2 separate regions of the Homo sapiens genome follow, and region 1 is linked to region 2. Evidence: chromatin loops called from intact Hi-C (ENCODE). Cell type or tissue: IMR-90. All regions are shown on one strand. Each heading gives the region's core, and the rest is flanking DNA. Links, peaks and the distances in the headings are about the cores only. Region 1 overlaps OGFRL1 (opioid growth factor receptor like 1). Region 2 has its middle 28 kb from the start of MIR30C2.

What was found. A loop is a pair of places that touch in the nucleus more often than their neighbours do. Peaks named below come from ENCODE experiments on the same cell type or tissue, not always from the same donor. Only the 100,000 strongest peaks of a DNase experiment are listed, where the experiment ranks them.
Region 1: a loop joins it to region 2, with 2.6 times the contacts of the local background. A loop is called at or near these places in 32 of 110 quality-filtered maps.

What each region holds. Positions count from the first base shown.
Region 1 is chr6:71,289,634-71,301,413 of GRCh38, forward strand. OGFRL1 (opioid growth factor receptor like 1) reads left to right here. Exons shown (of 7, transcript NM_024576.5): 2 at 3,660-3,746; 3 at 3,900-3,978; 4 at 6,684-6,762; 5 at 6,862-6,928; 6 at 7,039-7,184; 7 at 11,753-11,780. The region is part of intron 3 of LOC124901339 (a long non-coding RNA gene); the gene reads right to left. Among named protein-coding and RNA genes, the nearest start is that of OGFRL1, 6.7 kb to the left of the region's middle. In IMR-90, for the core only: no CTCF peak of the experiment used is centred there; a DNase peak (open chromatin) is centred at 4,708; H3K4me3 peaks cover 698 bases.
Region 2 is chr6:71,340,924-71,357,486 of GRCh38, forward strand. No RefSeq gene overlaps it. Among named protein-coding and RNA genes, the nearest start is that of MIR30C2, 28 kb to the right of the region's middle. In IMR-90, for the core only: a CTCF peak has its summit at 8,615 (motif pointing left); DNase peaks (open chromatin) are centred at 8,608 and 9,188; H3K27ac peaks cover 336 bases.

The DNA.
Region 1 (11,780 bases), core at 1-8,000, 56 kb before region 2:
AGTGGGGTCTAAGCCGTCAGAAGTGTAGGCCCTCATCTGAAGTTCATACGTCACTGTTCTGCCCAACTCAGGCCTTTCAACCTAGGATTCAGGGCATTCTTCACGAATCTTATTTCACCAGAAGACTTGTTGATCCAACTGTGTTTGAACTGTTTGACTAATACAGCTTGGAGGAGAGGTTAGTCAAGAGATAAGCCCCTTAACCTCTGATGGACTGAAAATAATCAGGAACTTTAAAAAGGAGGAAATATGTAGCCGACCCCCTGAAGAAGTGTGCATCCTGGAGGTGGTTCAGGTTTGCCGCTCCACATTAGGCCCTTCTCTTTATCAGCTAGGGGCGATGGAGATTGGGAAAATGGAGCCCAAAGTCCAATGTGACCACAGGGTTTTGGGGGAATCATAACCTAAATATTACAGCTAACACCGCCTCAGCCATCTTGATGATCAATTCTATTTAGGTAAGGAGGAAATCATAAAGTCTTAGTGCAGGCTCTGTGTTAAACGTGTTATTTAAATGAACTACAATTTTGGGGTGGGTGTTTGCTGTGTGGTCTCCATTTTAGAGAAAACTGAGGCTTAGAGAGAAAGGAAAACTTGCCCAAGATCACTGAGGGAGAGGATGATGCAAACCCAAGTCTATCTATCACTGATATCAGCGCCTTGGACCTGTGGAATTCTGAATTTCCATCTGCCCCTGTGTCTGGTTTGCCGCTGTTGTTTTGCATTGCTAATTCAATCTTATTAAATTATTAGATGCTGCATTCTCATGTTTTTCCCTTACGTTTGTCTCCCAATTAAGTAACCTCCTACAGAAATTTGGAATATCAAAAAACACCAGCTAAGATTCAATCCAACTAACCAGGTCCATCTATATAAAACATTTTAATAATGTTCAGTCAGTTAACTGCAACCCCAGTAACTAGTAGACTACACCAGCCCTCCCTATTCCCTTTTAATGATTAATTTTTCTTGTTAGTATCACCATCTGACTTCCCCAAAAAATCTGCTTTTCAATTTTGCCTTTTGACTGCCAACCCTATTTGTTGTCTATTCCTCAGAGTCAATCCACTTGCAGGTAATACTGGAGCTACTTTTAAAGCGTATCCCAGACTGACTCCTTCACACCACTTCCATTGCATCATCCTAGTCCCTCTGAATACTGAACAAATGATGGTGACATTAACCAAGACAGGGAAGTCTAGGGAGAATGCAGCTATGGAGGTTAAATCAACGATTCTCTTGAGTTTGATATCCTATTACACATCCAAGTAGAGTTGTTGGGTAGTTAATCATTTGTTGGGTAGTTAAATTACATCTATGAATGGAGACAGTCCAGGACTAGAGTCCTCAGCATCTGAGATCAATGGTATTTAAAGGCATGGGAAGATAAGGGGTTATCAAGGAGTGATGACGACTGAGGACCTTAGGCACCCCTCCATTTAGAGGGTATGAAGAGGAGGAGGAGCCAAAAAAGGAGGCTGACAAGGGGAGCCCAATGAGACAGAAAGTAAACTAAGAAAGTTATAGTAGCCTGTAAGCCAAATACTGACAGTGTTTCAGGAAGGAGGGATGCTTTAATTGGCCCAGTTCTGTTGGGAGGTCACCTGAGGTGAACATTAAGAAATGGTTTGGCAAGATGGAGACTTATTGGTGAAGTTCACAAGAACTATTTTGTTGGAGTGCTGAGGACAAAAGCCTGATTGAGGTGGGTCAGGGGAAAATGGGGAAAGAAAAGAAGGAAACAAAGTATGGGCAATTCTTTGGTGGTGATTTGCTATAAAAAAGGAGTAGATATATGGATCTGTAATTGATGGTAGGCCTGGGTCAAGGAATGTTTTGTATGTTTATTTTAAGATTAAAGATACTACAGCATGTTTGTTTGAGATCGAGAAGAGAGGGAAATTTTGATGATCCAGGAAAGAGGAACAATATTGAACAACAGAATCCTTGTCTGAGCAGGTGAAAGGGGTCTGGGTAGAGAGTCCAAAGGGAATAGGGGTTGGAAGAGCAGGAGCAGATGCTGGCAGGACACAGACATTCTTATGATAATCCTGAGAAATAGGTAGGGCTTGAGTCATTATCTTTATTTCAGAGATGATAAAACTAAGATTCAGCTAAATGATTTGCTTAAGGCCTCACAAATACAAGTAAGCAGCGTTCAGATTGCTAGTCTTCTGACTCCAAGTCTTGGGCTACTGATACTACACCAAGGTTTCCATATATCCTTCATTTTTTAGTGTGACTGAGATTGATTCAGACCTGGACTTGGGACCCAGAGCCTGGGATTCTTGTTCTTGCACTGTCACTGGACTCTGGGTGGTGTGCAACTTCTCTAAGCCCCTGATATCTTGTTTCTAAGATGGAAACACTTATTAACTGTCAATCAGGTGTGTTTTAAGAATCAAATGAAATAATGCCTTTTGACTGTCAACCCTGTTTGTTGTCTATTCGCTATATATGTAAGTGCTTTGTAAATGGAGAGTGCCTTCTATACAAATGTAGGATGATGATTCATATGGTTGTATCTCAGGCTAAATAGATTCAGAAACTTGCTAGGCAGAGCTATTTTGAAACGTGTGGCAAGGACCAGAATTCAAGCTTTTCCTTGCTTATGTAACATGACAGCGTAACTAATGTTAAGCATCAGAAGATTTGATGTTGAAGTAACTCGGTACTTGTAGTAATAGTGAGAATCACACCACTTCAAAAATGTGTGAAAATTACTTAGAGGATGCCAATCTGTCAACACAGATGGAGGACAGGGGTTGAGGAGAAAAGAATTTGGGGCAAAGCTTTTAATGACTCTTAAAGGTCTAAAGTTTTTCTTTTTCATGATTGTCATCAGCACTTTCTCATACATTATAATAGTACATATAGGGAATGCAAATCGATTATTTTAACCCACATCTTATACTTTAAAAATCAGTTCATGGTGATAGGAATTTTACTTAAGAGTTTGAACAGTATGAGTAAACTACCATGTATAAGTTGTTTCAATTGGACACCATTCCATTTAAGAGCATTTTATTGCTTTGTGTGTATATATTTTAAATGTTTATATCACATTGTATTATCATTCAGTGAACAGATGATTATTCATGCCTTTGTGTACTTGTCATGGTATTATAAAGGATGGAGTTTAGAAAGCTAGTTTGTTTTAAAATCCTTTCTTTTCATAAATATTACTTGACTTCCAAGTACAGCTAAATGTTGCAAATTTAATGACAATTTTCTTTGTAGAATTGATTTAGTAACTTAACACATTCTTAGTATTATGTAAAATATTCTAAAATAAGTTTTATCATAGAATCACTTGCATAATCATCTGGTAAATAAATGTCTTGAATTCCTTTTTGAGTTCCATTTTTGATGGATATTGATCCATAACATTGGCCTCTTAGGTTTTTGGTTAATAATAAAGTGTTTTATTCAGTAATATATCTTAGGACAAATGTTATTGGTTCAAATAAGAAAAATAGGATGCTAAGAAATATTGCTAGTAAGCGTTATTAAAGGAATATTTATAATATTTTCATTAATCTGGACAGATTGACAATTTTCAGGCTTTCTTTATGGATCTTCCTTAAGTTTGTTCTGGAAATTTCTTTGTGAAATTATCTTGCGTCAACATGTAAACGGAGTTTCACCTTTTATTTCAGGGTGGTGATTCCACTGAAGCAACTGCCAAACCAAAGAGAAGTTTTTATGCTGCCAGGGATTTGTACAAGTACCGACACCAGTACCCAGTAAGAGTATAGAATGCTATGTTTTAAACTGTAAACTATTTTCCTTCTGTTTTTAAATTTTTATGGTGCCACTGAGAAAACATGCATGAAGGGTCCTTGTATCTTTACTGTATTTCTATGTGCTGGAGATTGATTTATTTTTTCCTTTAGCAGAACTTCAAAGATATCCGATATCAAAATGACTTGAGCAATCTTCGTTTTTATAAGAATAAAATTCCATTCAAGCCAGATGGTGAGTAACGTACTACTTGATAAATTGCACTTTAAATAATCACATACACTTGGTTATTCTTTATTTTGTGGTTTGTTTCATTGATTGGATTTACTTTGCTATGCAGTCTAATGTGTCCCCTTGGTAAATTCTGGAGGAAGAGCTATGGATTAATGGTATCTTTCTTATTTACATTGCTATTATCTGAAAGATAGTAGGGACAATTTTTGTGACAGGAAGAGAGAGGAGATGTATAGAACCATAGAATTTTAGGTTATTAAGGAACAGTAGAGAAGATCAAATTCAGCTTTCTCATCTCAAAGATTAGGTCACTAGGACTTAAAGCTTAGGTCACTCGATTGCAGGTTCTAGAGTCCACTGTTCTTTCCATTGTGCCATAGCTGAAAACTATTTAGCATGTGATTGAAAAGTGCTGTTTGTATTTAGAATTATCTTTCCTGTCAGTTTTCAGATTCAGTATCAGCAATCTACAGCAATCCCTGTTTGGAGTTCCAATATTCTGGGAAGGGAACTGCAGATACAGTAGATCTCCATCCAACTCTGCCAAATACACTTGTCTCCTTCCCAACTCTGCAATTGCCCTCCTAGGATATTTTCCAAACCCATAGTGAGAAGATGCAGCTGCTATGGTAATATGACCACAACATTGCATATTTCATTGAGGCATCATGCTGTGGTTCATGGTGGTCATCCTAATTTTATCCAGGTCACCCTAGGAAAGCTGGCTTCTCTCCCAAGAGCCCTTTTCTGTGTGAGGTGGTCAGACTGCCCTGGCTTCTGCTATTTGCTCTCAGTGGAAACTGAGCCAGTTCCACAGCAGTGTGAGTCACAGAAGGAAGGAGATAGACTGCAAGGCTTTCAAGTGGCAGGACCTTGCATTCTTTGGTGAACTAACTCGAGGCAAGAGGTCTAAAGCCTGGATTGAGTTTGGGAGGAGGGAGTCCCAGTACTGTGTACCAACAGACCTACCAGTTGGGAGTTAATATTTGAGAACATCGTTGACGTGGCCAGATCTACTTGTCTTTAACTTTCTGGTGTCCTGAAAGTCTGCTGTGATGTGGAATGAAACCTCTGGATAAAATTGCACAGTTATATTTACTAATGATAGAAATGTGCTGCTTTATTTACTAATGGAAAAATATTGGCCAAATTATTCATTTTGTTAGGACTTGGGGTAGAAAAATATTTTGAAGAAATGCAATGATAGATTGTTAATTTGAGTCTGATTTGAATTTCATACAATTTTCCTAAAGGAATGCCTTCACATATTAAAAATATTAAACATAAAGCTATGATAGTATTTAACTCTATTTTTTTCTACTAGGGAATTTATTTTGTAAATATTAATTTAAAAAGTAATTTCAAGCAATATATTGAATTTTTGGTAATCTTTACTACAAAGTTTATTTTGAAATCTTATGATTGGTGGGGGTCAGAAGTTTTAGCTAAGGTCAGATAAAATGTTTATCCTAGTTTATTATACAAATTATATCAACTCACTTTCCTCCCTAGTATACACACACACGCACACACGCACACACACACTACTTGCCAGTAAGCATAATCTTGCAATGGTATTTATTTATCAGGCAGGAGGAGTGGTAGTTGGAAAGGAAAACAAATGGAAAATTACAGAGGTAAATGGTTTCAACATGCCAATAAAGCCAACATTATGATTCAAAACAACTTTTTACCAAACCTTCCGAGAGTGGGCCTCTACTACAAACTGGTGATCTCTGGAGGAAACAAGAATGAGATGAGTTATGTTCGGAGAAATATTATATTGCTATTTTATTTTCTACAACATTGACTAAATGGCTAGTCAATTGTAAGGACCTTGACAGACTTAGGAACAGGAGGATTTTGTTTTTGTAAGTTCTTGTAGAGGAAAAGTGGACAGGGTGAAAAGGGCTTACTTCTTGGAACCAGAAAGACCTATGTTGCACTCAAGATTTACTTTTTTACTAGTGTGTAACTTTGAACAAATCTCCCAGTTTCTTCATTGTTAAAATGAGGATCATAACACTGGCAGCATTCTGTGAAGACTAAGCTGGAAAATGTGCGCTCTGTGTAATATGGGCACAGCATGTAGTAAGCACTTACAACTTTTTCCTACATTTTTCTTTTCTCGTTTTCCTTCTCCTTTGTTTTCTCCTTCTCATTTCTTTTCTTCTATTTCTACTCCCCTTTCTTTCTTTTTCCCTAGGATGCAATTCATTTTGATCCAATTTAGCATTTAAAGAACTATATAACTCCTAGGACTGGGATTGGCAAACTTTCTATACAGGGGCAAATAGTAAATATTTTGGGCTTTGGGGGACAGTGGGTCTGTATTGCAACTACACAGCTCTGCTACTGTAGTACAAAAACTGCCATAGACAGTACATAAATGAATGTGCATAGCTATATTCCAATAAAACTTTATTTAAAAAACAGCTGGCAGGCCACAGTTTGCCAAGCTCTGCTTTAGAGTACATTGTCCAACAAAGCCTTGTGCAATTTGAGGTGCTATTAATTTTTTTTAATTAGATTTATCACATAACCGAATATATGGGCATAGGGTATTCATCTTTTTAAAAGCACTATTCTTGTGTGCTATTATTAAATTTAAACAAGTTTTCATATAAAACTCAAGTGATTCGAATCTTAAAATGCCTTCACAATGTTTGAAATGTCTGGTTCATTTTTAAATATTTACTATTTAGGTGTTTACATTGAAGAAGTTCTAAGTAAATGGAAAGGAGATTATGAAAAACTGGAGCACAACCACACTTACATTCAATGGTCAGTTACATATTATCTATCTTGAACCATGTCCTATTTAATCATGTATGTTTTCCAGACAACGTTAATAGAAAAATTTTATTTTTTTAAAATAAATAGGCTTTTCCCCCTGAGAGAACAAGGCTTGAACTTCTATGCCAAAGAACTAACTACATATGAAATTGAGGTAATGCAAGCTCATTTCATTTTATACAGGGTGGCCAAATAATATTGCTATTTCACTGTCCTTGTAGCTACTGAATCATTTCAGGTGACTTTTTTCATTTTTTATATTAGGAATTCAAAAAAACAAAAGAAGCAATTAGAAGATTCCTCCTGGCTTATAAAATGATGCTAGAATTTTTTGGAATAAAACTGACTGATAAAACTGGAAATGTTGCTCGGGCTGTTAACTGGCAGGAAAGATTTCAGCATCTGAATGAGTAAGTAAAGCCCCTGTGATAAATCAGGGGCCAGCACAGTTATTTTCCCTTGGTCAGAGTTCTCTATGAAACGCAGGAACAACTAGCAGATGAGATGGGCCCAGGAATTTGGATTAAAAAGCTAGTCTGAAATGCATTACATTCCTGTACCACATTCTAAAACAAAACAAAACAACAACAAAAAGGAACAAAATTCTAGGTAGAAACACAGCTATTCAGCTTCAGACCTGTTTCTCCCTGAAACCTTCCTATTGCCCACAGCCAAATGTTGCTTCTCTCCCTCCTCCTTATGCCACATTTCTTTGAGTTTATTGTTATTGCTTGTGTACAATTCTGTGTATTCCTTCTTGTAGGCTGTAAGCTTCTTGGGGCACAATCTGTTTCTAAGCATAATGCCTTCTTAAGATTAAATTCATGCATTAAGCCTATGATGTATAAAAATCATTTTATAAGAATGAGATGGGCCCATAGTTTTTACTAAAAGAGAGAGAAAATTACACTTGTCTTCACTATTAAGGTAAAAAACAAAAACTCATTTTTGGGTAATAAGTCCCAAAACTTATGAAGAACATTTTAACATAGTTTATTTGGAATTGTTTTGCTGTATTCATTTGGTTGGATGTTTATAACTTTTGTTAATACTCATAACCAAAGTTTATTTTTCTTGATATTTTCTTCATATTCACTGTCTATTTTCTTTTTAATTATAGTTAAATTTTAACTAATTATAGTTACATTTAAACTAATCATAGTTGAATTATTTATGAATGCTGGCCTATACAGCCACCAGCTTTAAAGTACTTTTAAGCATATTATAATTAGCTAAACTGAGCAAGTACTAAGAGCAAAAAAATTAAAACTAACCTAAGCAATTTTCCTTTGGCCACAGCAGTCTACGTTTTGTGCATCAGTTAACTATTTTTTTATGTGTTTTTATAGAACTTTCACCTTGCTTTGGTAAGATGGGTATAAATATATATATTTTTAATTTTATTATTATTATACTTTAAGTTTTAGGGTACATGTGCACAACGTGCAGGTTAGTTACATATGTATACACGTGCCATGTTGGTGTGCTGCACCTATTTACTCGTCATTTAGCATTAGGTATATCTCCTAATGCTATCCCTCCCCCCTCCCCCCACCCCACAACAGACCCCGGTGTGTGATGTTCCCCTTCCTGTGTCCATGTGTTCTCATTGTTCAATTCAGATGGGTATAAATATTAATGTTATAAGAAGTAAAAAGCCTTCTTTTTACTTTATTACTTATAATCAATGATATTAAAATGGTAGTTTGTACTAAAACGCTAAAGATATGGGCATAAAGCTTTATATTCCTGACTAGAAGATCCATTAACTCATAACTCAAATTTGACTTATGTAGGGCACTTAAAGCATAGGTATATATACCTCTACCTAAGCAATACAGGTAGCTAGCTCTGGACAGAGTTTCTAAACACTTATATTACACTGTGAAAGAGCTACATGCCAGCAGCCTATTGACATGAAAGACAGCAATAGTAACAGTAAATCTTTTGAAAGGATTTGATAGTACCTCATCTTTCATGTACTTAACGACTATCATTTTAGATACCTCAAACTTGTTATTTTTGGTTGGAATAGCAATCTTGCTTAATAAATTTTTATTGAATGAATAAATGATTAACAAAATATGGTCTTCAGCTTAAATCCTCCTTGGAGTTTTGTTATCATATCCTCTGATTTATAGGTGGAAACAGAGTCTCTTTTTAAGGCTTTAATTAAATGATTTCCAGGGTTGAGGCAGGGGAAGGGAGCCTGAACTAAGTCACTTCTCACTCCTCTGCCCCATCCTTTCTTTCTGCCACCTATTGTCAGCATAGAGCTTTTCCAGCTGTGAATTAACTGCCTTAGAATCTGCCAGAAAACACTCTGTTTCTTCTCTAGTTTAGTTGCAAAAAATCTTTACTGACTAGATTTGAACAAATGATAGAGGATTCTATGAAAACGTCTGTTCTATTTTCTTCTTCAATTGGGTCCTTTTCTGACTTATTCTTAAATGTCATAACTTATTTGTATTTTAATGTATATGGCATCTTGAGTAGTTTACAGTAGGCAGGGAACTCAATATATTTATAGTAGCTAAGCAGAGGAAAAATATTGAATCAAAGTAAAATAAAATAACATTGAGTGAACAAGCGACCTTGACTAAAAGAGGCAAAATATTTTCAGACATGAGAGTACAAATATATGGACCAACCACTAAGAGGTGTTTTCAATTTTGTTTGTAATCAACTTGGATTACTGAGCCATATTTAGACCCTGGGGAGCCTTTTAACTTTTATTTTTTGTTTCCTGGTTCTCACCTTGTATGTCTTCTCTCTTTACCTACCTAGACTTCTTGCAATTTCAACACTATTTGCTACCCTTAACCTCTGTCTGGAACCTCAGCTTCTTTCTTTTTCCTATAGTGTAACCCTAAGATGGTTTATACATTATAAGGATTTTTGCCACTCTCTTCTATACCATTTAGTCTTTCACTATGACATTTATTACAAATCATACTGAAACACCCAATTGCTTTATTTTGTAGTTTTGTTCTGGGATACTCATCATCATTTTTTAACCCAAGTCTTTTTCCTTTTATACTGTTGTGTAAATATTTTTAATTGGAGCATATATAGATATAGTAAATGTGTACAGAAATTTTAACTTCAGCATTCATCTAAGATTGGCTATATAAAATTGAGCTGGTTGCAAATATAGTAAATTTTGTTTAGTCATAGAGCTCCTCTTTTTTAAAAAAAGAATTCTTCCACCTTTTTATACATCTTTTTCTCATAGATATATGAGGCAGAATTGCCCAAGGGTTTTGTCAGTAAGTATTTAGAGTATGCAAACTCCATAGGAATGTAACAACTAAGTTGTTCCTGCTGTTAGTGACACATTGTCTTAACTGTACCCAAATTTGTATTGTCTCAAGAGTGTTACTTCCTATTCAAAAATACAGATGTGTAAAACTGAGACATCTGTGCTGCATTTTACCCTCTGGGCTTCACAGTTGAATGTTAAGACAATAATTTTTTAGTAAACATCCAGAAAGATGAAGATGATGAACTGTTGGGCTTAGCTTTTCCAGTGTTTGGTTAGTATGAATCATTAAGGTTTTTGTTTTGTCCAAAGAAACTTTCTCATTGAAACATAAGACCATGGAACCATACTCTGCCATCCCTTAATTCATCAACATCTTTCTCCCTGCTTCCCAAGTAATTTGCTAATTATTTCAAAGTAAAATCTTCAAGCATTTTTGGAAGCTAGGACAGGTATATATAATGTTTGCAGAAAGTTCCATGTCTGAGATATAAAACAGGCTTTAGGAAGTTAGAAATAAGTGATGGTTATTGTTATGTGGCAATATTGGGTAAATAAATACCTGGGCTGTTGACAACACCTATGATTAATACATGTGGCTGATGATTCTTTTGGAATTTGACCAGGCATGTGTAATAAAGCAAAGATTGAGCTGAGTGAGTTTGGGGAGTTACATTATGAATTGTGACAAAATAGATTTGGAAAACATTCATCCAGTAATGGCATTAGTTTTGTGATAGAGAGGAAAGATGTTAGTGTAATCTGGGGGAAAATGTACCCTTGGAATCAAGACCATTAGAAATAAGATTTAAAATTATCAGATAGGGAAAGAGGAGGAAAGAATGACCAGAGATTGAAGAAAATTAGGTTAAGTTGGATAGGTACAAATATGGTGGTCCCTAATCTCGTATCTTTAAATGATAATACTAATAGTTTTAAATAGTATCTAGTACTTATCGAGTTCTATATACCCAGCATGTGTATCATCTCATTTGATTCTTACAACAGTCCTGTAAGTTGTGGGCACTTTTCCCCATTTTACAGATGAGGATATTGAGACATAGAGAAACATAGTTTCACTTAGCTGCTAAGTTACAGAGCCAGGGTGTGAACTCAGGTCTGACTCCAAAGCCCATGCTCTTAACTGTTAAACTAAGCTCTGCTAAATAAGTCAGTTTTGTGTCCTTTGTCAGAACTGTTTTAGCAAAGTAGAGTAGTTTTTGCCGCCATCCTTATGAGTTGGCTTACGTGGTGGATTTTGCTTATCAGCTGGCACTATAAATTGTACCAGTCAGCTGTTAGCTAATGTGTTTATGTTTAGCAATGGTTACCTCTGATGAGTACAGTACATTGATGTTGGTGCAAATAAATGCTCTGTTAGATCATTCATCTTCAGTGTATTTTCAGTAATAAGCAACAATTTGACAGTGGTAATAAATTTAAACCTAAATATTTTTCTAATATGAAGAACTCAACAGACAAGGGAAGTTTATTTTATACATTTGACTTTCACATAGATTGACATTACATTGTGGCCTAAGGATTTAATACCCTCTGGTTTATTCTTAATGGTATCAAATATGGCATTAGGAAGTCATTACACAGCATATTTCCATGGCTTACATTTCCATAAAAAATATTTTCCCAATAGTTTTCATTCTCCTGCCTTCCTACACCTGATTTCCCCCACTCATTTTATTCAATCCTCTCTTCCAGGTCCCAGCACAACTATTTAAGAATCACT
Region 2 (16,563 bases), core at 4,218-12,217:
AGATGGCATTTAATAGAGAGACAAATAGCCTGAGGATTTGGGGCCCCAGGCCTAAACTTCTCAAGGGCTGTAGTCCAAGGGATGTTGACAAGTAAGAAATATTACATGATTTTATGGAAGGAGAGTCCAACAAATGAAAGGATGAGTGATTTACTCAGAGTCACGTGGGGAAGAGACAAGGCTAGATCCATGTCTCTTATTCCCAGTCCATGACACCTTGTTACTTATTCAATGCAATGGACTCAGAAATCTATTGGCATTAAAACTACTTCAAAAAAAGCACACACACATAATCCTAGTTAGTAAGATGCTCTTCAGAAAGCTGTGTCACTGCTACATATCTTATGTAGTATTATAAGGGCTTGTTTGATCATTTGCCCTGGTACTCATAAAGGTCCAGCAATCTGTGATTTCCTGTGACACATCTTTTTCCTTTTTTATTAGATTGGAAAAGCATTTTCCTTCTTTCATCTTCAGAAGTTTCTTTATGTCCTTTATAATTCCTCAAAATGATTGAATAGTGGCTCTGTAGTGACAGCAGTAAAGCAATTTGTGATCTTTCAAAAAGATGCAGTGCAAGTAAAAATTATTACTCTGTGTTAACAAAGTAACATATGACACCTAATATATTTTACTCTGATCCTCATGTCCATAACTGGCTTTTCCAGAATTATGACTATGAAAGTATATCTTTAAAATGTGAAACAGACATTGGTCAAACTGGAAAAAAAGATTTGTATACTTTTTTTTTCTTTTTAAGAGTCAGTGGGGTTATAGCCATAGGCATTTGCAGAAGCATTAACTGCTACTGTGTGAGGACATTTGCAGCCCCAAGTTAAGCTTTCTATTTTTCTTTCTGGGTCTCTTTCAGAGCCCTGGTAAAAAGATTTTTTAGTATATATCCAAAAACCCAAGACAAGGGCCCTCACTTGATCTGAATTTATGATGGCCACATTACACTTGCTGACTACCCCATGATATCTCTGCAATGAAGAGTAATGCTTTACAAGTATCGCTGTGTGTGTGTGTGTGTGTGTGTGTGTGTGTGTGTGTTTCAGAACAAATGTTTTAATTCAGGATTTAGGTGACTGCTCCTTTTAGAAAAAGAAGGTGCCAGTAGAAACTGAAATACAAGGAACTCAGCTAGTGGTCAGGAAGGAGCTTAGCTGGAGGTGGCGACTGTTTCGTCAGAAGTTAGTATCTGGTTGTCATTGTCATAGAGAGATCTCTGGTTTCTTCTTCAAAAGTCTTAACACAGTCTTATTTTAACACTCCTCTGACATTTATCCCTAGCACCTTGTTCTCCATAGAAAGGGTTTCAAATGATTCAATATTTTCTAAACCTTAACTGGATTTAATTCTCCCCTTGGTGACTGAAAAGATAGCAACCTATGCACTATGCAACTGTTAACCTTCCCCCACTCAACAAAATCTCTTCCCTTAGTTTTTGAGGAATGAACTTGAGCTGCTTCCTAAAATTATCACTCAGTACTAGGAACTGAGACATTGAGAATACTGAGCAAGAATTTTCTACCAAGGTAAGGACCAAACAAACTCAAAAAACATTCCAGGATGAAAGGAAGTGAGTTCTCTATTTGTCCCTAAGTCATTCTCTGCTCATGGAGCTACTCTCCCTTCCAAGGATCCTGCTGTCCCTTTGAAGGCCTCACTTATTTTAACCTAACAGTGGATTATAGGGCTGTTCTGTTATTCTGCTAGTTCTCTCTGCAGCTTTCTTTTTCACATTGAAATTGAGCATCGAACAAGATAAACCTGCACAGGGAGGAATTCAGAGTGCTTAGCTGAAGTTGGTAGTAGTAGAGCACAGATGTCTGTGGGTGTCCAGACAAATTATTGGTCCCAACTCACGAAAAATATTCTACTAGATCCAGGAGTAAAGTTATTACTTTCTGAGAAGAGTTTCCTGTAGGGAACAAGCCATGAGGGGTTGGTTTTTCACTGACAAATATCAGATGGTTCCCCAGGGTGGGGCAGGAATGTTTCCCTTAGGAAGCTATTACTTCCAGGATGAGCTATAAACAAACCATTCTCTGTATTTGGTCTAATTAAACTATGCACATTTTGGGGGGTAGGTATAAAACAGAGATGCTGACATGCCAGCATTTATGCTGCTGACACAAATGTTCTGAGTATAGTTGATGTAAGCGGTGCTGACATAAACCTTCTCCTTGAGAACAGCTGCTAGAGGTGCTTTGTATTTCCACTATCTTCCAGTGGATTAACTTTAAGCATTGTCTGGGCTAAGAGTTGAAGCATCTTCTACTGAGATTTAATTCCCTAATATGAAAAATTAACCTACCGATTTCTCAATTACTTACTTCTTTCATGTTAATAACTATTTAAATTAAAGCATGTTTTCTTTTAAAGTTCAGAATTAGATGAAGAATGCAGTACTGATTGTTTTTGTACTAGAGGCTTAGTTTGCAGAGCTCCTAGGATGACTAAAGTTCACTTAGTTTGGAGTGAAAAATGGAGGCATGACTATTATTGCATAAAATAAGTCATTTTATTTTTTTTATTTACATGAAACACAGATTTCATGTTAATGTGACTTGTCAACTACCTAGTTAACTGACAATTAGCTGCCACTGCTGATAATTTTGTAGATTAATGAGATGAAAGGTATAAATGTTCTTCAAGGAGAATTGCACACATACTCAATACACACATATTTAAAGGGTTTGGGACATTCTAAAGTCACCTCTGAACCAGATCAATAACCTCCTTCATTGATTCCATTATGTGATCAAAGATGGCATTTGCCACCTACATTTGGTGGTAGATTATCCCCAGTAAGTCTTTTAGAAGATGACATCTTCACCCCCAGTGTCTTTCTTTAGTACTGATAATCAAGGATTTTGTGAATTAGCAGGATTTACTGGCTGTTGAGTGCATATCAGTTCAAGTCCTCCAAGAAGCTGATGCCAAGACAGGACTAGATACACAAGAAATTTATGGGGAGGAAACTCCTGTGAAGGGTAAAGGAGGAGGGAGCAGGAAGTGGCAGGTGAGCCTTCAGACCTGGAAGCATTAGAAGTCCCACATCAGTCAAGATGGCCTGATGGCCTGCCTCTGGCAACCCCACCTGCTCCATCTCTACCTGGAGAACCCTGGAGGAAACATTGCGTGGGCATGAGTGCCATGGTGGACTCGAAGGAGCAGCAATTGGAGCTGTCAGTCAACTGTGCTCCCCATGCAGAGTCTCTTGAAAGGAGGTCCAAGGAGTGGTTTCCATGGCTACCAGAGGAGAAAAGAGGGTCCTTGTAGGTGCAAACGTGCAAGTTCCTCTCTTCTTTTCTAACCCCACTTAAATTTTGACAGTTGCTCCTCTTTGGCCATTATGGCTTGGCCAGCCAAAATGTCACATATGGACAGGTAATATGATATCTTCTGCCTTAGTTTTTTTTTTCTTTCTCAATACAATATTTATAGGCATCGTAATTGTTCAATAAGGGGATGGGGTGGAGTTAACATCCACAGATATTGAATAGATCAGCTTTATAACACAACCTTTACCTTTTGCCCTGGGCCAATGAACATCATCATCATCATCAAAACAATAAGATATTAATATTTCAGTGTGGAGCCCATACTACTCATCAAAATGCCACAGAAGCCATGCTAGTATTGAGTGCCTCTTCCAGCTTGTGGTCTCCGTAGGATTAAGTCCTAAGATGGATGTCCAGTTTTCATTTTCCTCCTGTTCCAACCAAGACCAAGAGGGCTATGGGATCTTTCTCTCATGTCCACTGCATGGGGAGAGAATGAACAAAAGACAATGGAGGATTCTTTTCACTAAACAGTGGAACAGGAGATGGGCTACTCTCCCTTGGGTTGTGTTCTCTGGGGGAGTGAGATGCAGTAGAAGTGCACTGGGTGGGAGAACAAAGAGGTCTGAGAGAGTAAAGGGGCAGGGACAGGACGGGGCACTAAAGAGAGCTACCCTGTGGTAGTAAAGTGAAATGCTCCCAGGACTTAAGAGGTTTTAGATAATTTATTGATTCATGCAACAAATAATTATGGGGCAGTTGGTATGTACCAGATAGAGTTCCAGGTGCTTGGGATATATCATTGAACAAAACAAACATTCTTGCCTTCCTGTAGCTTATATTCTAGCAGGGAGATGCTAACATGTAAACAAGTAATAAACAAAATACATACGTAAATTATGTCTAAATAAATATATTACATATAAACTACAGCTTTTCTTAAAATTGGTTTTCAGCAGGAATTGCCTCATCTGCGATTACTAGAAGCAGAAGTCTCTTTCCTCAAGTTTCTTAGCTCTTTCAAACTTCTTTCACCTGGGACTCCTGTTTCTTCCCCTGGGAGAGAAACACTTCTTTTGCAGAAATCTATCTAGTATAGTTTCTAAAAAGCCACTGACAGAGTGAGATGTATTATGTAATTAATATCTTTGATCTCTGAAAAGCCTGCTTTTTAACTGGATTTTAATAAACTTCCTAAAACCGGTTCAGAAAATGTATTTAAAATATAATTGGCTAACACACACAGGTCTTCAATTTGAAATTCAATAGAATAAACCTGCCCAGAGCTGGGCATGGCACTGGATAAAGAGAGCCACAAGCTTCACTGATTATGATCTAAAGTCCAGAACTCCTCAGTAATAAATAGGGGATGAGACAATAAAAAGTACCCAACTGCGAGGAAGGCAGACATTTCAATTCTCCCTTTGCTACATTAAACAATACAGCCTGCAATCTACAGTGACAGGAGGAGAAAGCCAAGTAAGAAATGATGGCTTCAAGTATGTAGGGCTCACAATTAAACCCTGACCCCAGCCCTACAGCAGCTGGACATATGCAATTCCAACTAGATTTAATGGTAGTGCCTCCTCCCCGCACCCCAAGAACTCTTTAAGGTCTTCTGGGTTTATCTTATTAGGATAAAACCCCCTAAATTAGTTGATTCATAATGCGATTTAAATGATATACTTTCAAAGAGAGGATAAATGAATCATCGAGCTATTTCTCCATCCCAACCCCAGGCTTATACAGAGATTCTATTTTTAATGTCTTAAATTTAAAAAGCAAAAATTATCTTAGTAGCTGTGGGCAGTTGAAACTTTAATGAAATTTGATTAAGCCAACATTCAATTAGAAGACAATGTAGGTCACAACTAGAAATGATTTATAGGATGTATAGCAAGATCCCTCAGCCCTGTTAAGATTAATATTTTTGAGAGCAGGCTGCACTCACTCTCCTCACCTCCTCTCCCCGCTGGCTCCATCTGCATTCTGCTGCCATTGTTCTAGTGAAGCTGCCCTCTCTGAGGCTACAGTGGCAATGGCTCCATCAGTCCTTCTCTGGCTCAGACTCAACATTCTTCACTTTTGGTCTCCTTTCTTGGTTCCCATGGCACTGCCTTTTCTTGGATCACTTCACCTGCTCTCTCAACAGATTCCTTTCACTTCCTTCTCTTCTTTTCCCCATTTCTTAGAGACAAAACCCCAAATACAGTTATTGGTTCTTTTCCCTTCAATATTATCCACTTCATAGTTTCTATGATTATGCTGTAAGCCCTGAACTTAGTTTCAGTTCTGAATACACAACAATCTTCTAAAATCCCCCTTCATGTTAAGTTCAAAAGTCTGAACAGAAATTAACTTCCTTTCCCTTTCCCTCTTCTTCCTATGTTTACAATATCCTCTAGGATCTCTCAGTCTTATTGGCCAGAAAACATGGTCAGAATCATCTTCAAGTTTTTCTCCTCTCTCAGTCCCTACATTTAATTACACATCCAATCTACTATTCTATTTTAATAATTTTGAATTTCTATTCCCAGTCCCACCTTCTATATATAATATAGGCTCATATGTATGAGACGTTCTGTCTGGATTATTACAACAGCCTTTTGACTGTAATTCCTCTCTCTCCTTTTCTTTAAGAAGTATTGTTCTATTTCATATTATGTGCCAAGGTTGTGCTAGGAGCTTGGAGTATGAAAGGAATTAGACCACCTTTCTTTGAGAGCTCACAGTGTAGTGGGAAAGACGGATGTGAATAATATTCACCTCTGTATACTATGATGAGCATTATACATATGAACACAGTCCGAGGTGGCCCAGAGAGTGAGGCGGTTAATTCTGCCTACAGGAGGTAGACAGGGAGTCAACAAGGGCTTAAGTAGAGAAGGTGACTTTGAGGCTAGGTTTAGGGATGCATAGGATTTCACCAGAGGGGGACAGTCGTGGGGAAGGACATTCTTATTCAAGAGGACATTGCGTCCCACAGACATTAAGGAGCATGGTGTGTTTAGTAGCCTGGTGACCACTGAACACAGACCATGAGGTGGGCAGTGGGTGGACCTGAGGCTAGAAGGTGGATTGAGCCAGATCGTGACGTGCTTCCAATGAGGGATGTGGGTTTTGTTCTATAGATAGTTTAGAACCAACAGTTTCACTTCCCACATCTAACTAAATGCCAAGGTCCGAGTGGACTCAACAAACTAATGCTCAAATCTAATCTATTTTCTCCAACTCCATTGACCTTGCCTTATTTCTGGCTTTATTTTTGGAGGCTCCTAGTTAAATTTCCCTTAATAGAATGAGGACATCTCTATCTCATCCTAGCCATCAAATTAATGATATTTTCCCTCTCTTATAGAAAACAAATGGACTTGGTAATGTAAGGCAGTAACAGGATCTGTCTACAAATTTCCTAGAAGACAATCTATACATAAAGTTATATATGTTGCATTTAATTTTCACTAAAATCCTGTGATAAACCTCCCTATCCAGAAATTTTGCTTGCTCATTTTAATCTGGCTACTAGAGAATGGAGAGGCATTTCCACCTGGGTCCAGCCTTAAATGACAATATGAGTGGTCAATCATTTCTGCCACCCTTGTTGCCCCAAGGGAGGTAATAAAAGTAGTTAGAACACCTGTCACTGAACTTGGATGTGCATGGTGAGCAAAGCCCTCCATATCTTCCTATTCAGGAGGAGTTGCCACATCTCCTCAGTGGCTCCTAGGCTGCTTAAGCTTTTGATATACCCTATGTAGACAAAAGGGTACAAAAGCAAGGTTGCTAACATCTAACTGTTGCCTTGAGTAAAAAACAAAAGGAATTACAGAACAAACGTTTGGCTAATTTCAAAGTGTCCCTTAGTGCTTGAAAACTTTGTCTTATTATTTTTTATACAGAATCAAAGTAGGCCTATCTTAGAAAAGGGAACATCCTTAATGTTGGAGAGGTTTTAAAATAGGCTCTCACTATTTCCAACCCAGATTATTGTGCTGACAAACTGATGTTTTCCCCACTTCCTGTCTTTCTTCTCCAGTTATTTCACATTCTACTTTCTGATTTTGCTGTCCAAAATGCATATTGGCCACCTTTATGTTTAAACACTCCAGTTTACTTCCTCTTGTTTCATAAAGTCCAAAATTGCTGGATATGGCCTACCTCCCTCTCCATCCTCATTGCCTATCTTTACCCAACAACAGCACACGAAATTTCTAGGAATAACCCCCAAATATGTGGGAACTGCATGATTTGTGCCTCTATCAAATATTCATTTTTCTCTCTCTTTTTCTTTTTTCATAAAGACAGGGTCTCACCCTCTAGCCCAGACTGGTCTCGAATGCCTCTTGATACAGTGCTTGTGGAGCCCATGGATTGATTTCTGAAGGTCCTCGAACTTCCTGAAATGAATGCTCATTTTGAGTAAGGTATACATTACAGCATTTTTTAGGGGTATAAGCTCCATATATTTTATAAGATTTTCCAGTAGGTCTTTAAACTCTAAAAGGTTAAGAAACACCATAAATCTGTTGAGAACTAGGACACAGATGACCAAATTTGACAGAACAATATACAAAGTAAGAATGGATGACAGTGTTGTAGAGTCTCATCGTCAAGTATGGAATCTCATTTATAAAATGTAAAAACTGAGGCCCAGAGAATTTTAATGATTCGCCTGAGTTCATTTACAAACTAAACTACACAATTTAGATTTAACTGTGCAATGTCTTTTCCATTGTTTGCTTTTTCATGTATTTATTGTTTTATTCAATTATTATAGAGTGGAACATACTTGAAAGTGGCAACTATGCCTTGAAATGATGATTATGATGGTGATGGCAATGATGATAAAGATGATTTTAGAGGAAATTATGAATAAGAAACATGTCTAAGACCAAGAAATATACAATTATGTACTGCTAATTCTTACATATTTAGAGTACTCAATTTGCCTCTTAAAAATCCTGGATAATGAGAATTTATTGACTTAAGTCAACTGCATCCAACAAGTCAGGCAATTTCCAAATAATTGTGTGATTTTTAAAAATGAAATTCTCTTGAAATGTTGGATCCACTAATTTGCAGATCTGAGAACATGTTTTTCATATGGTACCCAATTGATTTATGTGAATTGCTTAAGGAAAGAAGTTGAAATTTACCTGAAATATCTTTTGTTAGACTATGCGAAGCAGAGGAACTTGCTTTACATTTTTGTTTAACCTTCACTAGGTAGTTCAAATCTCATTGTCGATTTTACTGATTTTTATAAGGTTATAGAAATGCTATTATTTTGTCAGAGAACTAAAGTGCCCTCTACTGTTTCTTCTCTGTTATTACAGCCAACTTTCTGTTAAGATACTTGATTTAACAGAAAAGTCGTCCTTACAGAAATAACCAGCAATAAATTCATTTCTGATAAAGATTCTAATTATAAAAAAGAAAATTATTATTGACTAAGCATTTTGAAGCATTTACATGTTTTATAAATTGACCAGTAAATAAAATCCTACATATTTGCCTTAATCATATTTTTGTCACTTTAATCTTAAAAATTCAAATTCCACTTTATAAAAAACATTTCTACTTTTTGGCATTTGTTTCAATTCATTTTACACAGCCAGAATTTTTTCACTATGTTGACTAGTATCTTTTTTAAAAAGATGACCAAAATAGATATATTTTTAATTTAAATATTCAGAAGCATAAGAAAATTAAGAAGGGCCAATCACTATTTTCTGAATGTAATTAATGAAATTTATTACTGAGAAAAAAATCCTCTAGATGTCATGTTATTAACTTAAAAATAGAATCATCTTACAAATTTACATATTTGCTTGTTGTAAACTTCAATTTTGACTAATAATTATGCACGTCACTTCCCTTCACTAAAGTAATCCAAGTTAGCTCTGAGTCATTTCAACCACTATTACTAACAGCATCATTAAAAAAAAAATGTCATTTCTTAGTCTTAAAATTTCAGTTATCTACATGCGTAGAGGCCTAGGATCTGTAGAGAACACTCTTTTACGAGTTCATAAATCTAATTATTTCAGAAATGTTTCACCCTTTCTCACTCTCTTTTTCATAGGACTTTTCCATCATTGGCAAGGTTTTAAAAATTTCCTAGTTTGTTGGTAGCTATTCAGTTCTTGCACAAAGACACAAATCTTGGCTGCTGGCCTTTTGGCATCTCCTAATTTTTTCATAGACCTCAATTGAACTTTCAGCCTGTTCATGGAACTTCAGAGGCTGACAATAGAAACAGCTCCTATTTGTCTTTTCACCCTTCACTTTTAATCCTTTCCATAAGCCACTTGAAAGTACAGTACTAGGTAGTTCAAGGATAGAGAGGGAGAAGACGAAAATCTATTTTCCCTCCATAATGCTTTCGGTATCCCATTTTCTTTTCATCCAAAGACAAGCAAATTAAGCAAATAAACATTAACACTGGTAATAATCCAGCTCATGTAACTAAGATTGATGTTGGGTGAGCCTCAGTCTTATAATACAGTCATTTGAGCCTCTTCTGTTATGCCAGAATTAATCTGTAGAAGGAGCCATAAAAGTTCATACAAAAAAGGGAAAAATGGCTTAGCAGTGTGAAGCAGAAGCAAGAGGTGCATGCTAGAAAGTTGGGAGCTCACACTTAAAAAAACTACAGAACTCAAAATTTGCCATGACGTGCAGGTCCTTCTTGGGCCTGTAAATTAGGCAGTTAACGCCTTATCTGAACCCTGGGAAGAATAACTTTCAGTTGCTTTTCCTCGCCCTAACTCTTCTACAAGGAAAGAAGCATAGCCTGTCTGCTTGGTGACTGCTTGGACCCTGCTTCACTAAGTTGAGCCTGTCTGGAACAGAGCTCAGACCTGCCTCCATGTAAATGTAAAGGCCAAAGGCCTTGGATGGCAGCAATTCTGGGTGACTAGGTAACTCTCCTTCAGGTAGGTTGCCCCAGGGATTGGGACACACTATTGTGGCTGATAATTTAAACTATAATCTTCACTCAAATCCTATTGGTAGTAAAAATGTTATGTTCACATCTGGAAGATGTTAGAGGGCCAATTTATTAGAGTGCCATTTGTTTCTGATGTATTTTTCCCCATGCTCTGAGGGCAGCTGCACTGTCAGCTATTGAGCTTGTAGGGCCAATAAGCTTCAGCAAATTCACACTGTAAATCCTCTTGACCAATGAGTTTTTATCCATGCTATACTGAGTGTATTCTGCAATGTAAGCTGTTTAATTTGCTGTTGCCTCTGTTTCTGACATTTATTTTGTGTTCTAGAAAACCTTTCAGATTTATAATGTCTGACAAAAACATATGGGAGTAGAAATGTGGAACCAATTACAAATAAGGGAAGCTTACTATGATGGCTATTAAGATCCAAGTTTTACATTGCCTTTAAAAAAGTGTTCACAGGAACACAGGATAAAAATAAATGACAATTTGGGATTGGTAGAAGTTCTTTAATATCCTGAGGATCACTATAAACTTCATGGAAGCCCAGGAAAACTGGCTGATAACCATATCAATAGTAGGTGGAAGAAACTATGGCTGGCTCCCTAGGATTTGAAGGAAGAGGAATACAAATGTTGGATGCCACAGGTAGCCCATTTCCTCAGGAGCAAGCTACTCCGTCTGAACCCTGGAATCAGACATTTCTCCTAGAAGCCTTGGTTCCTTTTAGTGAGGACCATGGTCTGGGTGTTAGGTTTGCTCATGGCTACTCTGGTCTTTGCTTCTTGGCTTTCTCAGTAAGGAGAGCTAGGCAATCTAGGCACATATGTATAAACAAACACATACACACATACGCATACACATGCACATCAATAAACAGACATGTGTAAATATACACGTGCATCTATCTGTGCACATAAATGTATGCATATTTGAGAAATTATGAGTTCATATCAAAACTGCAGTTCCAATCCACTCCCAAAGTATACATTCTTGCCTTCCATCATTCCATATTTATATGTCCCTTCTTCCACAGTGAGAACTTCCAACCACATCAACACATTTATTCATTTGTGCAACCCTTTGGTATACCTGAAGTAGGTTTGGAATTGCTTTGCCCATGTCATTACAGTAACAAATCTACCAAGATTTTGAGATTTGCTTGCAGTTCTTCCTCCCCTCCTACCCCAAGAATGAGGGGATATAGTTAGATACTGTATTTATAAGTTACTTTAGTTGGTCTTTCCTCCTTCCTTTACTTTCCTTTAGTATGGCTGTGGCGTTTATTTGAAATATAGTTAGGTTCATGTATTTTAGTTTGCTTTCAGTTTTAGAACTTCCTTCTGGCAGGGCACGGTGGCTTACACCTGTAATCCCAGCACTTTGGCAGGCCGAGGCGGGTGGATCACAAGGTCAGGAGATCAAGACCATCCTGGCTAACACGGTGAAACCCCGTCTCTACTAAAAATACAAAAAATTAGCCAGGCCTGGTGGCACGCACCTGTAGTCCCAGCTACTCGGGAGGCTAAGGCAGGAGAATTGCTTAAACCTGGGAGGTGGAGGTTGCAGTGAGCCGAGATCATGCCACTGCACTCCAGCCTGGGCAACAGAGCGAGACTCTGTCTCAAAAAAAAAAAAAAAAGAAGGAACTTCCTTCTTATTCATATTGATTTTATTTTTGGAATATGTAGAATATTAACATGCTTTCAAAAGTCAAACTGTACAAAAAAGGTATAATCAGAGATGTGTCACTTCTTTCTGTATTCCTTCTATCCAATTTCCCCAAACTCCTAAAGGCAACTAACTTGTTTTCTGATTTGTGCTTCCAGTGTTCCTTTCTGTAAAAATAGGCATTTATATAAATTTTAAAAATGTCCCTTCTTTTATACACAAAGTTAGCATACTATATATACATTTTTGCATTTTGCTTTTTTCCCCTTAATTAAGTCTCCCAGAAATCATTCCCTAACAGTAAATAGTGTTCCTCCTTATTCTGTCTTACAGCTGTATAGTACTCCATTTTCTGTATGTACCATAGTTTATTCAACCAATCTTCTATGCTCAACAATTATAAACAGTATTCTATGAATAACTTAATACCTATGTTTTTATAGTTTCATATTATTAAAGATATACATTTAAAATAAATTCATAGAGGGATTTCTGTGATGAGATTTGGGCATAGATAGTTGCTTATAGATGGCTAAATTCCTCTCCAGAGGAGTTGCACCTATCCATCAGCAAGTATGGCATTGCTGTTTCTCCACTGTCTCGTCAACAGAATGTGTTATCAAGCTTTTGAATTTTTGCCAACTTTTTCGGTGAAAAATGGAATTTCAATGTAGTTTTAATTTACATTTTTATGTGATTAAAATTACATATATTTTCATGTGATCAAGGGCTATTTTTATATCTTTTTGTTTCTTTCAATAGGATTTCTACAGGTCTTTTTCTATAGGATTTCTGTAGATCTTTTTTCCTTTTTTTTAGAAAGTTCTCAAATAAAGGAGTTAACCTTTTATCTGATATATGTTGTGACTATTTTCTCCCAGTTTGTCAGCTGTCTTTGACTTAGTGGTATTTTTCAGGCCATGTAAAATTTTTATTATGTAGTCAAATTTATCAGTCTTTTATTGTGTATGGGACCGTAGTCACACTTAGAAAGCTTTTCCTTATACACTGGTTTCAGAAGAATTCACTCATGGGGTGTTTTTTTTCTTTTTGGTACTTGCATAGTTTTACTTTTTATATTTAGATCTCTGATCCATTTGGAGTTTATTCTTGGGTGTGATGAAAGAAATGGATCTACCTTTATCTTTTTCCAAACAGCTATCCACTAGTCCCCACACTGTATAGTAAACAGAGCATTTTTGTCCGAGTGATTTTTGAGATACCACTTTTGTCATAAATTTTTATATGTAGCTGGATCTACTTCTGGAGGTTTATTTTACTCCCTTTATCTGACAGTTTATTCTTGTGCCAGTACTTACCATTTAATGAAAGAGCTTTGAAACACATTTTTATACCTGGGAGTAGTTCTGCCTTGCTCCCACTACCTCATCCCAGAGGTCTTCTTATTTAGTAGTTTCCTTGCTATTCTTGTGTTTGTTTTTTATATTTAATAAAACTAACTTTTAATTAATATGAAGATGGCTTTCATTATATCATCATTAATAAATCATACTAAGCCTAGATTTTGAGAACCACATTTATAAACAGAGGGGGTTGATAGCCATTTTATTCCTGACTGTGAAAAATATTTATTTAATCTCCATACAAGTTGAGTATACAAGCAAATTATTTCAGTTTAGTGCAGACTTGAAAAAACATTGATTTTATTGTTATTCCTAATATTTCCCTATTCTTAATCTTCATCTTTCACCAACACCACCATTCCCTCACCCAGCACCAAGGAAGGAAGGAACATGCTACTATCATGTTCTGATAGCTCCTGCTTCATAGACATGGAATCTGCAGTTGAAAACAAGGTTTTATCTTATCACTCTTTGTAACAATAGAACCCGCAAATGTATCCATTTATGGACCTAAAAATAATTTAACATAATTGTAGTCTACTGCTTCTGCCTTGGGATTGTTTCTACACTAAAGTGCCCCTACAGAAGGCCAGAGAATATTGACCCAACCCTGATTCCATCACGGTAATCATGCTAGTTGAAATTAGGGCAAGCAAAACTAAGGCCAATTTGACCTGCATTGAATCTATGATTCAAAAAATCTTATCTGTTAACTCCCAGTGGCCCAGGAAGGTCCATAAGGTTTTAAAATTCCAAATGCTATAGAAGTTATGTTTATCATAATAAGTTGTACATATTCATTTGTTTCTGGCATAAAATTAGCATATTAAAATTTATCTTCCCTATAAGGTTTCATCAAAAATTGACGCTTTTCTCCTTTAATTCTGGAAAAAGGTTTTGTAATCTCAGGGATAACCAGTTGGAATAGTTGATCAATAGGATTGCATACTTCACTGACACAGTCCAAAGCTTTAAAAAATGCAGCTCAAAAGATGTATTACACCAACTTAGATTCTCAATCTGATATGGCTGTGAAGCCAATGGACTGTTTCATGAAGGCTTAACTTTTCAATCAGAAAAGATTGCTCTACATGTTAGAGAACTTTTATTTTAGAAACTTTTGTGATTATTCTTAGTGTAGAAACTTTTATATATATATATATACTTTAAGTTCTGGGCTACATGTGCAGAACGTGCAGGTTTGTTACATAGTTATACACGTGCCATGGTGGTTTGCTGCACCCATCAACCTGTCATCTACATTAGGTATTTCTCCTAATGCTATCCCTCTCCTAGCCCCCCAGCCCCCAACAGGCCCCGGTGTGTGATGTTCCCCTCCCTGTGTCCATGTGTTCTCATTGTTCGACTCCCACTTATGAGTGAGAGCATGCAGTGTTTGGTTTTCTGTTCCTGTGTTAGTTTGCTGAAAATGATGGTTTCCAGCTTCATCCATGTCCCTGCAAAGGACATGAACTCATCCTTTCTATGGCTGCATAGTATTCCATGTGACATATTTTCTTTATCCAGTCTATCACAGATGGGAATTTGGGTTGGTTCCAAGTCTTTGGTATTGTGAATAGTGCTGCAATAAACACATGTGTGCATGTGTCTTTATAGTACAATGATTTATAATCCTTTGGGTATATATACCCAGTAATGGAATTGCTGGGTCAAATGGTATTTTTGGTTCTAGATCCTTGAGGAATTGCCACACTGTCTTCCACAATGGTTGAACTAATTTACACTCTCACCAACAGTGTAAAAGCGTTCCTATTTCTCCACATCTTCTCCAGCATCTGTTGTTTCCTGACTTTTTAATGATCACCATTCTAAGTGGCGTGAGATGGTATCTCATTGTGGTTTTGATTTGCATTTCTCTAATGACCAGTGACGATGAGCTTTTTTTCATGTTTGTTGGCTACATAAATGTCTTTTTTTGAGAAGTGTCTGTTCATATCCTTTGCCCATTTTTTGATCAGTGTTTTTGTTTTCTTCTAAATTTGTTTAAGTTCCTTGTAGATTCTCGACATTAGCCCTTTGTCAGGGGGATAGATTGCAAAAATTTTCCCCCATTCTGTAGGTTGCCTGTTCATTCTGATGATAGTTTCTTTTGCTGTGCAGAAGCTATTTAGTTTAATTAGATCCCATTTGTCAATTTTGGCTTTTGTTGCCATTGCTTTTGGTGTTTGAGTCATGAAGTCTTTGCCCATGCCTATGTCTTGAATGATATTGCTTAGGTTTTCTTCTAGGGTTTTTATAGTTTTGGGTCTTACATTTAAGTCTTTAATCCATCTTGAGTTAATTTTTGTGTAAGGTGTAAGGAAGGGATCCAGTTTCAGTTTTCTGCATATGGCTAGCCAGTTTTCCCAACACCATTTATTAAATAGGGAATCCTTTCCCCATTGCTTGTTTGTGTCAGGTTTGTCAAAGATTAGATGGTTGTAGATGTGTGGCTCTATTTCTGAGGCCTCTGTTCTGTTCCATTGGTCTATATATCTGTTTTGGTACCAGTACCATGCTGTTTGGTTACTGTAGCCTTGTAGTATAGTTTGAAGTCAGGTAGCGTGATGCCTCCAGCTTTGTTCTTTTTCCTTACGAATCTATTGGCTATATGGGGTCTTTTTTGGTTCCATATGAGATTTAAAGTAGCTTTTTCTAATTCTGTGAAGACAGTCAATGGTAGCTTGATGGGGATAGCACTGAATCTATAAATTACTTTGGGTAGTATGGCCATTTTCACGATATTGATTCTTCCTATCCATGAGCATGGAATGTTTTTCCATTCGTTTCTGTCCTCTCTTATTGCCTTGAGCAGTGGTTTGTAGATCTCCTTGAAGAGGTCCTTCACATCCTTTGTAAGTTGGATTCCTAGGTATTTTATTCTCTTTGTAGCAATTGTGAATGGGAGTTCACTCATGATTTCACTCTGTGCTTGTCTATTATTGGTGTATAGGAATGCTAATGATTTTTGCACATTGATTTTGTATCCTGACACTTTGCTGAAGTTGCCTATCAGCTTAAGAAGATACTGGGCTGAGACGGTGGGGTTTTCTAAATATAACAATCATGTCATCTGCAAACAGAGACAATTTGACTTCCTCTCTTCCTATTTGAATACTCTTTATTTCTTTCTCTCGCCTGACTGCCACGGACAGAACTTCCAATACTATGTTGAATAGGAGTGGTGAGAGAGGGCATCCTTGTCTTGTGCCAGTTTTCAAAGGGAATGCTTCCAGCTTTTGCCCACTCAGTATATCGGCTGTGGGTCTGTCATAAATAGCTCTT